Regions from separate parts of the Homo sapiens genome. Here region 1 is linked to region 2. Evidence: chromatin loops called from intact Hi-C (ENCODE). Cell type or tissue: heart right ventricle. All regions are shown on one strand. Each heading gives the region's core, and the rest is flanking DNA. Links, peaks and the distances in the headings are about the cores only.

Evidence for each region. A loop is a pair of places that touch in the nucleus more often than their neighbours do. Peaks named below come from ENCODE experiments on the same cell type or tissue, not always from the same donor. Only the 100,000 strongest peaks of a DNase experiment are listed, where the experiment ranks them.
Region 1: it touches region 2 in a loop (3-fold over the local background); 1 of 110 quality-filtered maps calls a loop at or near these places.

What each region holds. Positions count from the first base shown.
Region 1 is chr7:38,132,529-38,136,923 of GRCh38, reverse strand. No RefSeq gene overlaps it. Among named protein-coding and RNA genes, the nearest start is that of STARD3NL, 44 kb to the left of the region's middle. In heart right ventricle, for the core only: no CTCF peak of the experiment used is centred there; no DNase peak of the experiment used is centred there.
Region 2 is chr7:38,367,823-38,372,217 of GRCh38, reverse strand. All of the region lies in intron 3 of TRG-AS1 (T cell receptor gamma locus antisense RNA 1), which reads right to left. It also overlaps TRG and the pseudogene TRGV1. Among named protein-coding and RNA genes, the nearest start is that of TRG-AS1, 29 kb to the right of the region's middle. RefSeq lists enhancers at 2,014-2,063, 4,048-4,137. In heart right ventricle, for the core only: CTCF peaks have their summits at 2,162 (motif pointing right) and 3,883 (motif pointing right); DNase peaks (open chromatin) are centred at 2,177 and 3,887; H3K4me3 peaks cover 381 bases; H3K27ac peaks cover 2,138 bases.

The DNA.
Region 1 (4,395 bases), core at 152-4,151, 240 kb after region 2:
TTTCATTTTCATTTATTTTAATGCATTTTAAAAATTTCCTTTGAGAATTCCTCTTTTATTCATGAATTGTTTTGAAGTGTGTTATTTAGTTTCCAAGGCTTTGGAGATTTTCCTATTATCTTTCTGTTATTAATTTCTAGTTTTATTTTTAACGTGGTCAGAGAAAACACTCTGTATGATCTTAATTCTTTTAAATTTATTGAGGTTCGTCTTATAGTCTGGAATATAGTCTATTTTGATAAATGTGCCTTCTGCACTTGAATAGAATGTGTATGCTAATGTTGTTGGGTGCAATTTTCTATAAATGTTGATTACATACTTTTGGATGATGGTGTTATTCTATATCCCTGCTAGCTTCATTTATTTATTTACTTTTCAATTTTTAAGAGATGAGTGCTGAAGTTTCAAATAATTATTGTGGAGTCATCTATTTCTCATTTCAGCGCTATCAGTTTTTTTTCTGTTTGCTTGTTTATTTGTTTTGATGTACCTACATTTAGGATTGCTATGTCTTCTTGGTGGACTGACCCTTCTATCATTTTGAAATGTTCTTCTCTGTCTCTGGCAATTTTCTTTGCTTTGAAGTCTACTTTATCTAACATTAATACAGCTAACTCTGCTTTTTCTTTAATTAACATTTGCACAACATCTTTTTCTGTGCTTTTACTTTCAGCATGCCTATATTCTTACACTTGAAATGAATTTCTTGTAGACAGCAAACAGTTGGGACATGTTTTTCAGTCCACCCTGCCAACCTCCATTTTTCAATTGACATATTTGGATCATTTGCATTTAATGTAATTATTGGTGTATGAGAGCTTCAGTGTGACATTTTATATTTTTTTGGTTTTTTTTTGTTCTTTTTGTTTAGTATTTCTTGTTTTCTTTTTTTTCTGACTTCTTGTGGGTTACTTGAAAATTTTTAAGAATTTAATTTTTATTTATTTCTATGGTCTGAATGTTTATGTCCCTTGGCCAAATTCATGTATTGAAATCCTCACTTGAAGACAATGGCATTAGGGAGTGACATCTTTGGGAGATAACTAAGTCATAAGTCTGGAGCCCTCATGAATAGTACTAGTGTTCTTCTAAAAGAGATTCAAGAGATACCCTCTGTTCCTTCCTTGCTGAGAAGTTATGAGGAGGTTGGCCCTCACTACACACCAAATCTGCCAGTGACTTGATCTTGGACTTTCTAGTCTCCAGAACGGTAAGAAGTAAATTTCTATTGTTTATAAACCACTTAATCTATGGTATTTTGTATAGTATCACATATGGATTAAGACATTTATCTATATTGCTGTTTAGTATATCTCTTTGTACAGTTTTATAGTGGTTGATCCAAGTATTACATTTTATATGCATATCATAATCTATTGATGTCATTTTTAACCACATTGAGTGAAGTATAGAAGTCAATTCTCTTTACATATGTTTACCCTCCCTTATTTATCACAAAATTGCCTTAAATATTTCCTTTGCATACATTTAAAACCACATCAGTGTTATCATGCTTGATTCCACCATCAAACATTGTTAAGAAAACTTAATGTATTTATATTTTTACTTACTGTGGTCTTTCTTCTTTCCTGGTGTTTCAAAGTTACTCCTTCAAAGGATCCATGGGGCAGATCCTTTACAAATGCTTTGGTGCCTTCCCTTGGTGATGAATGGGTTCTCACTCCATGAGTTCATGTGAGAGAAGGGCTAGTGGGGAGTTAGGATAACTCGGCTGACAACAACATCTCTTAGCTTACCTTCATATGGCAATGTCTTAATTTTTGCTTCATTCCTGAAGGGGATATTGTCACTGGATGGAGATATCTAGGTTGAGAGCTCTTTTCTTTCAGCTCTTGAAAAATGTTGTGTCTCTTTCTCTTGGCCTCCATGGTTTCTGATGGAAATCTGCTGTCATTTGAATTGCTTTTTCTTTAGGTAAGTTGTCATTTATCTCTTACTGCTTTTAAGACTTTGTCTTTAATTTTCAGAAGTTTGACTACAGTATATCTTGGCATGAATTTCTTTTAGTTCATCCTCTGAGGTTCACTCAGCACTGGAATCTGTAGAGTTATAGTTTTGCCAAATTTTGAAAGTTTTCAGCGATTATTTCCTTTTTTAATGAAAAAAGTACTTGTTTTAAGTTAAAATTTTTTAAACTTTCTATTTGATTTTAATTGACACATAATAATTGTACATATTTATGTGATGCTTCCAGCTGTTGTTTCTTTGAGTACTTTTTCAGCTCTGCTTACTTCTTCTTTTCTTTCAGGACTCTAATCATAGCAACGTTTAAGACCTTTTATTATAATCCCATAGCTTCCTAAAGGCTCTGTTCTTTTTTCCGCCTCAGTCTCTTTTCTCTGTTGTTCAGAATGAATGGTTATTGAGCCCATTTATTGATTTTTTAAATTTTAGTTATTACGTTTTTCAGTTCTGAAATTTCCTTTTAGTTCTCATTTTTATCTTTCATTTCTTTCCATTTTTTAAATTTCAAATTTCATTTTATTTCAAATGTGCTAATAATTGCCTATTAAGGGATTTTTGTTTAAAATCTTTGTCAAATAACTGTAACATCTCTGTCATCTTGTGTGGCATCTATTGATTTTCTTTTTCACTCAGTTTGATATCTTCCTGGTTGTTGTGATTTTAAAAATCAGAACCTGGACATCTTGTGTATTATGTTCTGAGAATCTACATCTTATTTAAATCTTCTGTTTTAGCTGAGTAACTTAGCAGAATAAGGCAGGAAGGTGCTACCTCACTACTTCCAGATAGATGGTGGACGTCCAGGTTCTCCATTCACTCTCCTTTGACACCTGAGGGAATGACTCCTTATTACAGCTGGGTGGCTGGGGATGGGATTTCTGGCTCCTCACTAGGTTTCCATTAAAACCTTTATGGCTGGATGGAGTAGGAGTGCCTAATTTCTGCTATCATATGTCTTCCACTGACACCACAGGAGTGGTGGTAGAGGGTGGCTTCTCTACTGTTGGGTGATGGTGGCAGTCCTGACTCCCCACTAGCCCTTCTCTGACACTGCTGCAGCATAGAGTGGGAATGGCACTTTGTTAGTGCCTGCTGGGTGGGTGTCTGGGTTTCCCACATGGTTTCCACTGATACCTCAAGGAAGGGAGTCCCATGACCACTCTTCAGAAATGAAAATTTCAGCTCCCTTCTTGGCCTTCTCTGACAGCACCCCATGGAGTGTTAGGAATGCCTTGTGAGTGCCTGATGTGGGTGAAAATCTACACCCCTATCACTGCCTTTGCTGGTAATGTGATTTGGATGTGTATCTCCTCCAAATCTCATGTTAAAACGCAATCCCCAGTATTGAAGGTGGGGTCTAGTGGGAGGTGTTCAGGTCATGTAGGCAGATGGTTTGGTGCCTTCCCCTTGGTGATGAATGAGTTCTCACTCTATGAGTTCTTGTGAGAGCTAGTTGTTAAAAGGAGACTGACACCTCCTCCTCTCTGTTTTGCTCCCTCTCTCACCATGTGACATATCTACTGCCCCTTCACCCCTCCAATCATTGTAAGCTTCCTGCGGCCTCACCAGAAGCTGAGAAGATGATGGTGCCATGCTTCTTCAGCCTGCAGAACCATAAGCCAAATAAACCTCTTTTCTTTATAAATTACCCAGTCTCAGGTATTCTTGTATAGCAATGCAAACAGACTAATACAACTGGCAAAGGTGGGACCACAGTTGTTTTCTGTAGTATTTGGTTAAGGTAGAATGGTTATTGTCTAAGGTTTTCTGTCTAGGCTAAGTTGTCCCTAGTCCTCTGGCTAGAGAGAGCAGGTTTTGTTAGTACTTTTTCTCTTCACACTCCTTGGCATTTCTTCGTTGCCAATTTCTCCAGCTCAAAATCTCGGATATATGAAGCAAACGCAACCTGGGGAATGCACCACTTTGTTGTTGCTTGGGTCCCAAGGTCCCTAGCCATTTTATCTTCTCTCCACTGTCCAGATTCTTCCTATGTTTGCTTTATATATGATAACTAGGATTTTTAGCTGGACTGAGTAGGAAGAATAGGAAAAAGTATATCTATTCTATCTTCCCAGATGTAAAAATTGCTCATGATTTTAATGTTCTCTTCTAATTTTTATTTCCTCTATCTTTCATTCTTTTGTGCTATCTCCTTTTTTCTGGATTAGATTATCTAGTCATTTTCTATTGTTTGTTAAAACATAGCATATAGATTTATTATACCTGTTGTTTTCCTATTTTCTAATTTATGATTTTCCACTTTTGTATTTACATATCCTTCCAACTGCTTTGTTTTGGTTTGCTTTATTAGTCTTTCTTTCTCCAGCTTTTACAATTTAGAATTTAATTCATTTATTTTTATGCTTTAATTTTTATAATTGTAGCTTTTAATGGTAAATTTAATACAAA
Region 2 (4,395 bases), core at 134-4,133:
CATAGTGAGCAGATCACACCCTCAGGACCCCAGAAGACTGGCAAGGAGGACTTGATAGAGACAAAAGGAGAGACACAAGAGGGGACAGAGTGTTCATATGAAGAGGGAGAGGGCATGATATAGAGACAGTGACGGCAACAGAAAGTAGAAAGTTGAAGAGGGACAGAGAGCAGAGTGGAAGTGAGAAGGAAAGAAAATGACTAGGACAGTGGCCATACAAGCAAAAAGAGCAAGAGACAGAGACACGTGGAGAGGTATAGTTCTCTATCATGGCGGGGGAGAGAGAGAGAAAACAGAGAAAGAAATACAAAACACAGAGAGAGGGTGAGAGACAAAGGGACAGAGAGACAGCGAGAGAGGGAGGGAAGATGGAGAGAGAGAAAACAACAGAGAAGAGAGAGAAACTGTGATATAAATATAGCGACAGGGACAGGGACAGTGATGGAGAGAGACAGAGAAATAGGGAAAGATACAAGAAGAGAGAACTGGAGTTAGGGGGAGAGATAGGGAGAGAGAGAGAACGATAGACCTGTGGAGACAGAAGCATACACGTGGACACACAGAGTGCGGCAGTGTTAGGAAGATAGAGATAAATATACAGAAATAATGGTAAATATTGAGATAGAAAAATATATATAAAGAGAAAAAACAAAGAAATATGCATATTTATATATTGTAAAAATATACATAAATGTATTTATACATGTATAATATGTTATATATAAAATATTATATATATTTCTATACAAAAAATTAGCCGGGTGTGGTGGCGGGCACCTGTAATCCCTGCTACTCGGGAGGCTGAGGTAGGAGAATGGCATGAACCAGGGAGGTGGAGCTTGCAGTGAGCCAAGATCGCGTCACTGCACTCCAGCCTGGGCGACAGAGCGAGATTCCGTCTCAAAAAAAAAAAATTATATGTATTTCTAGCTTTCCTTTTCTCTTCATATATTCTATCTGTCTGTCTGTCTATCCATACTATTGCCACAATAACGCCATGTAGCAAATATCCCAAACTCAGTGGCTTAGCACAATAATCATCTACAAATTCTTACAAATGCGTAGGTTTGCTAGACTGTTCTGCTGATCTAAACCAAGCTCATCTGATCTTGGCTGGGCTTGGCCACATGTCAGGCAGCTGCTGGGTTAGCTGGGAGGGGGACTGCCTGGTCAAAGTGCCTGGGTCTGAATAAATCAGCTCCACTACACACAGGGTTTCATCCTCCAACAGGCTAGCCTGGATTTGTTCTAATGACAATGACAGAAAGCAAAGAGCTAGCAGAAGCACATCAGGCCACTTGAAGCCTCAATTCAGAACTGGAGCCCTATGAGTTCTTCTTGTATTTAAAAAAAAAAAAAGGCGGGGGGCATAAACGGCGCCTCTTAATCGAAGGAGCTTTGACTTATCAAGAATGAGTTCCACTTCTGGAAAATTTGCAGTGAGCCCACACTGCCTTGTCTGGCTCACAAATGCAACTATGAACCCTGAATCTGAGGACTTTGAAAAATAAATGATAGCAAGTCAACTGGAGAAGGAAATCGGAAAGTGAAGCACTATGAATTCCCAGTAAGTTTCTTATTTATTTTTCCTCAATTATCCCCTGGCCTGTACTCAGATAATCAGAGTATATGTACAAAGATAATCTGAAATGCAGAACTGTACACCAGGTGAGGACAGAGAGAAAGGGGGACTCTCTGTGGTCAGAGAGCCCTGGTTTTCTGTTTTTTGTCCTTTTCCATTCTCTCGCAGCCCCCAGGCAATCTGAGTGGCAGTGGCAGCAGCTATGGTGAGCCAGGAGCCTAAAGCTCTTAGGAAAGGGATCCTTCTCTCTGACCAGGGAAGCTGTGGCCCTGAGAGAGAATCCTGGTGGTTTTTGTTCTCTATCCTCTCACCACTTGGCCCTGGAGGGAGACACAATGGTGGGAAATGCAGTGTGCTAAAGCCACACCTGTCTGGCCAGACGACTGGAGGGGCATTTCCTGTGAACTAGAAAGTATTGCAGAGCTTGCAGAGAGAAAGAAGATTAAGCAAGAAACATCATGCAATGATGTCTGGACTCCTGGGCTCACCCACTAGCTGTGCATGCATAAACGTGACCCTAAACAGCTCCAAAGCCAAAGGCCTTGCAAACCGAAGCAGGAGTAGGCACTGCCCAGGTCCTAGAATGGCCACTGGGTGGCGCACACACAGGACAGGTCTGACAAGACAAGTACTGCAAAGGCTGGAAAACGGAACTGACTGGAACTGCCCACCAAACACCAGTAGGAAGTTGTAATCCCTAACTGCGTCAGTTGCCTGCTAACAAAAAAACCCCCTCCACATTCTGTGTAATATTTAAACAATGCCCAGAGCTCTATAACATGATATTCAAAGTGTACAGGATTTAATCCGAAATTACTCCGCATGTGGAGGACGAGGAAAATCTTAGCATCTCCAAACGGAAAAGCCAAACAACAGATGCTAATCCTGACACGACACAGGTGTTGGAATAACAAAGACTTTAAAGGAGCTATAGTGACCACAGGAAGAAATGGAAAGAGAGGAGGAGAGAAGGAGGTAGAAAGTAAATAGATAGGAGAGATACAAATAGAGAAATAGAAAAAGAGATGAATAGAGATAGGCAGATAGAGAGACAGAAACATAAAGATATGAACAGAGTAAGAAACAGGAGCACTAAAGCAAAATAGAGGAGACTGAGAGCTGTAAGAGGGAGCTATAGAAGGAAAAATGTAAAGGGAGGAACAAAAACGGGACAGAGAAAAAAGAAATATGGACATAAAGACGGAGATGGAAGGACATAGTGATAGAAAGCAATGCAGGAGATAGAGAAATAGAATAGTAGAGAGAGAAATAGAGCCAGGGCACGTGAAAGCTATAAAGCAATTCATGGTAGTTGTCTAAATTCAACATATCATTACGGTTGCATAATGCTAATATTCTCATTTTAACATTTCTCCTAAATTTATTGGTTGTAATACTTCCACAAAAGAACTTTCATTCGGCCAGGCACAGTGGCTCACACCTGTAATCCCAGCACATTGGGAGGCCGAGGTGGGTGGATCACTTGAGGTCAGGAGTTCAAGACCAGCCTGGCCCACATGGTGAAACCCCATCTCTATGAAAAATATAAAAATTAGCTAGGTGTGGTGGCGCGTGCCTGTAATCCCAGCTACTTGGGAGGCTGAGGCAGGAGAATTGCTTGAACCCCGGAGGTGGAGATTGCAGTGAGCTGAGATTGTGCCACTGCACTCCAGTCTGAGACACAGAGCGAGACTCTATCTATCTAAAGAAAAAAAAAAAGAACTTTCATTCTTAAGCTCTGTGGTATTCTAAAATGTTTGTACAGAAATGGCAAGGTAAATGCTTGATTATTTTCTTTTCTGTTTTCAGAATGAGATGGTGTCTTAGCAACCTCCAGAGGAGACTTTATTTTGCTATATTATGTTTTTCAAGAATTTGTGTAGGTGTTATTCTTTTGGTGCTTAAAATGTCCTACCGATGGTTAGTGAGAGCCACTGCCGTTGTTTTTATTTGAGTAGAGTCCAAGGCAAACCAACATGCCTGACCCTCAGTCCTGTTAATAAAGCAGGCTCAAGCCTTCTCAGAATGGCCCTGGGTGGACTTGCAAATGTGGACTTGCAAATGTGAAAAGGAAGGTGGTTCAGGGCCCTAATCAGAAGCTTCCTGGCAGGACCAGGTTCTGGCAGCTGCGTTGGCTGCTGAAACTCTGAAGTGCAGGATGTGAGCCTGCTGTGGGACTGCCCTCTCCCAAGGGCCATGACCAGCTAGCGCCAGGGTCAGCTTCCCCCACATCTGCACTCCCTCTGCTGTGGGCCTGAGCAATCCATGCCCCTGGCTCTCTCCTGAAGAGGGCCTGCTCTCAGCTGCCACAAGAGGGCGATGGAGAACGGGCCTGAGCAGAGAGGCAGGAGCTCCTCTGCAGGTCCTCCCAGGAACCACCGCTTCTGGGAGGAAGGCTTGGGAGTCCCCTAAGACACATCCTCAGTCACTTCTCCCTGCCTGTGACTCAGGAAGACCAGCTCCTCTTACTGTCTTCTGTGCTAGGGATCACTTCCTTGTTGAGTGGGGCCTGAGTTTTAAGAGGATCTTCTGCTCCTCTTCATCTGGTCCCTTTCCTTCCAAGGCCCCAGAGAGGAAGGCATGCGGTGGGCCCTAGCGGTGCTTCTAGCTTTCCTGTCTCCTGGTGAGTGCGCTGCCTACAGAGAGGATCACGGGTTTTGTTTTGTTTTGTTATTTTCTTCTTTTGCAAGGAGCGACATACTAAGAAATGCCTCATTATATTTTGTGTTGTTCCCATTGCAGCCAGTCAGATATCTTCCAACTTGGAAGGGAGAACGAAGTCAGTCACCAGGCTGACTGGGTCATCTGCTGAA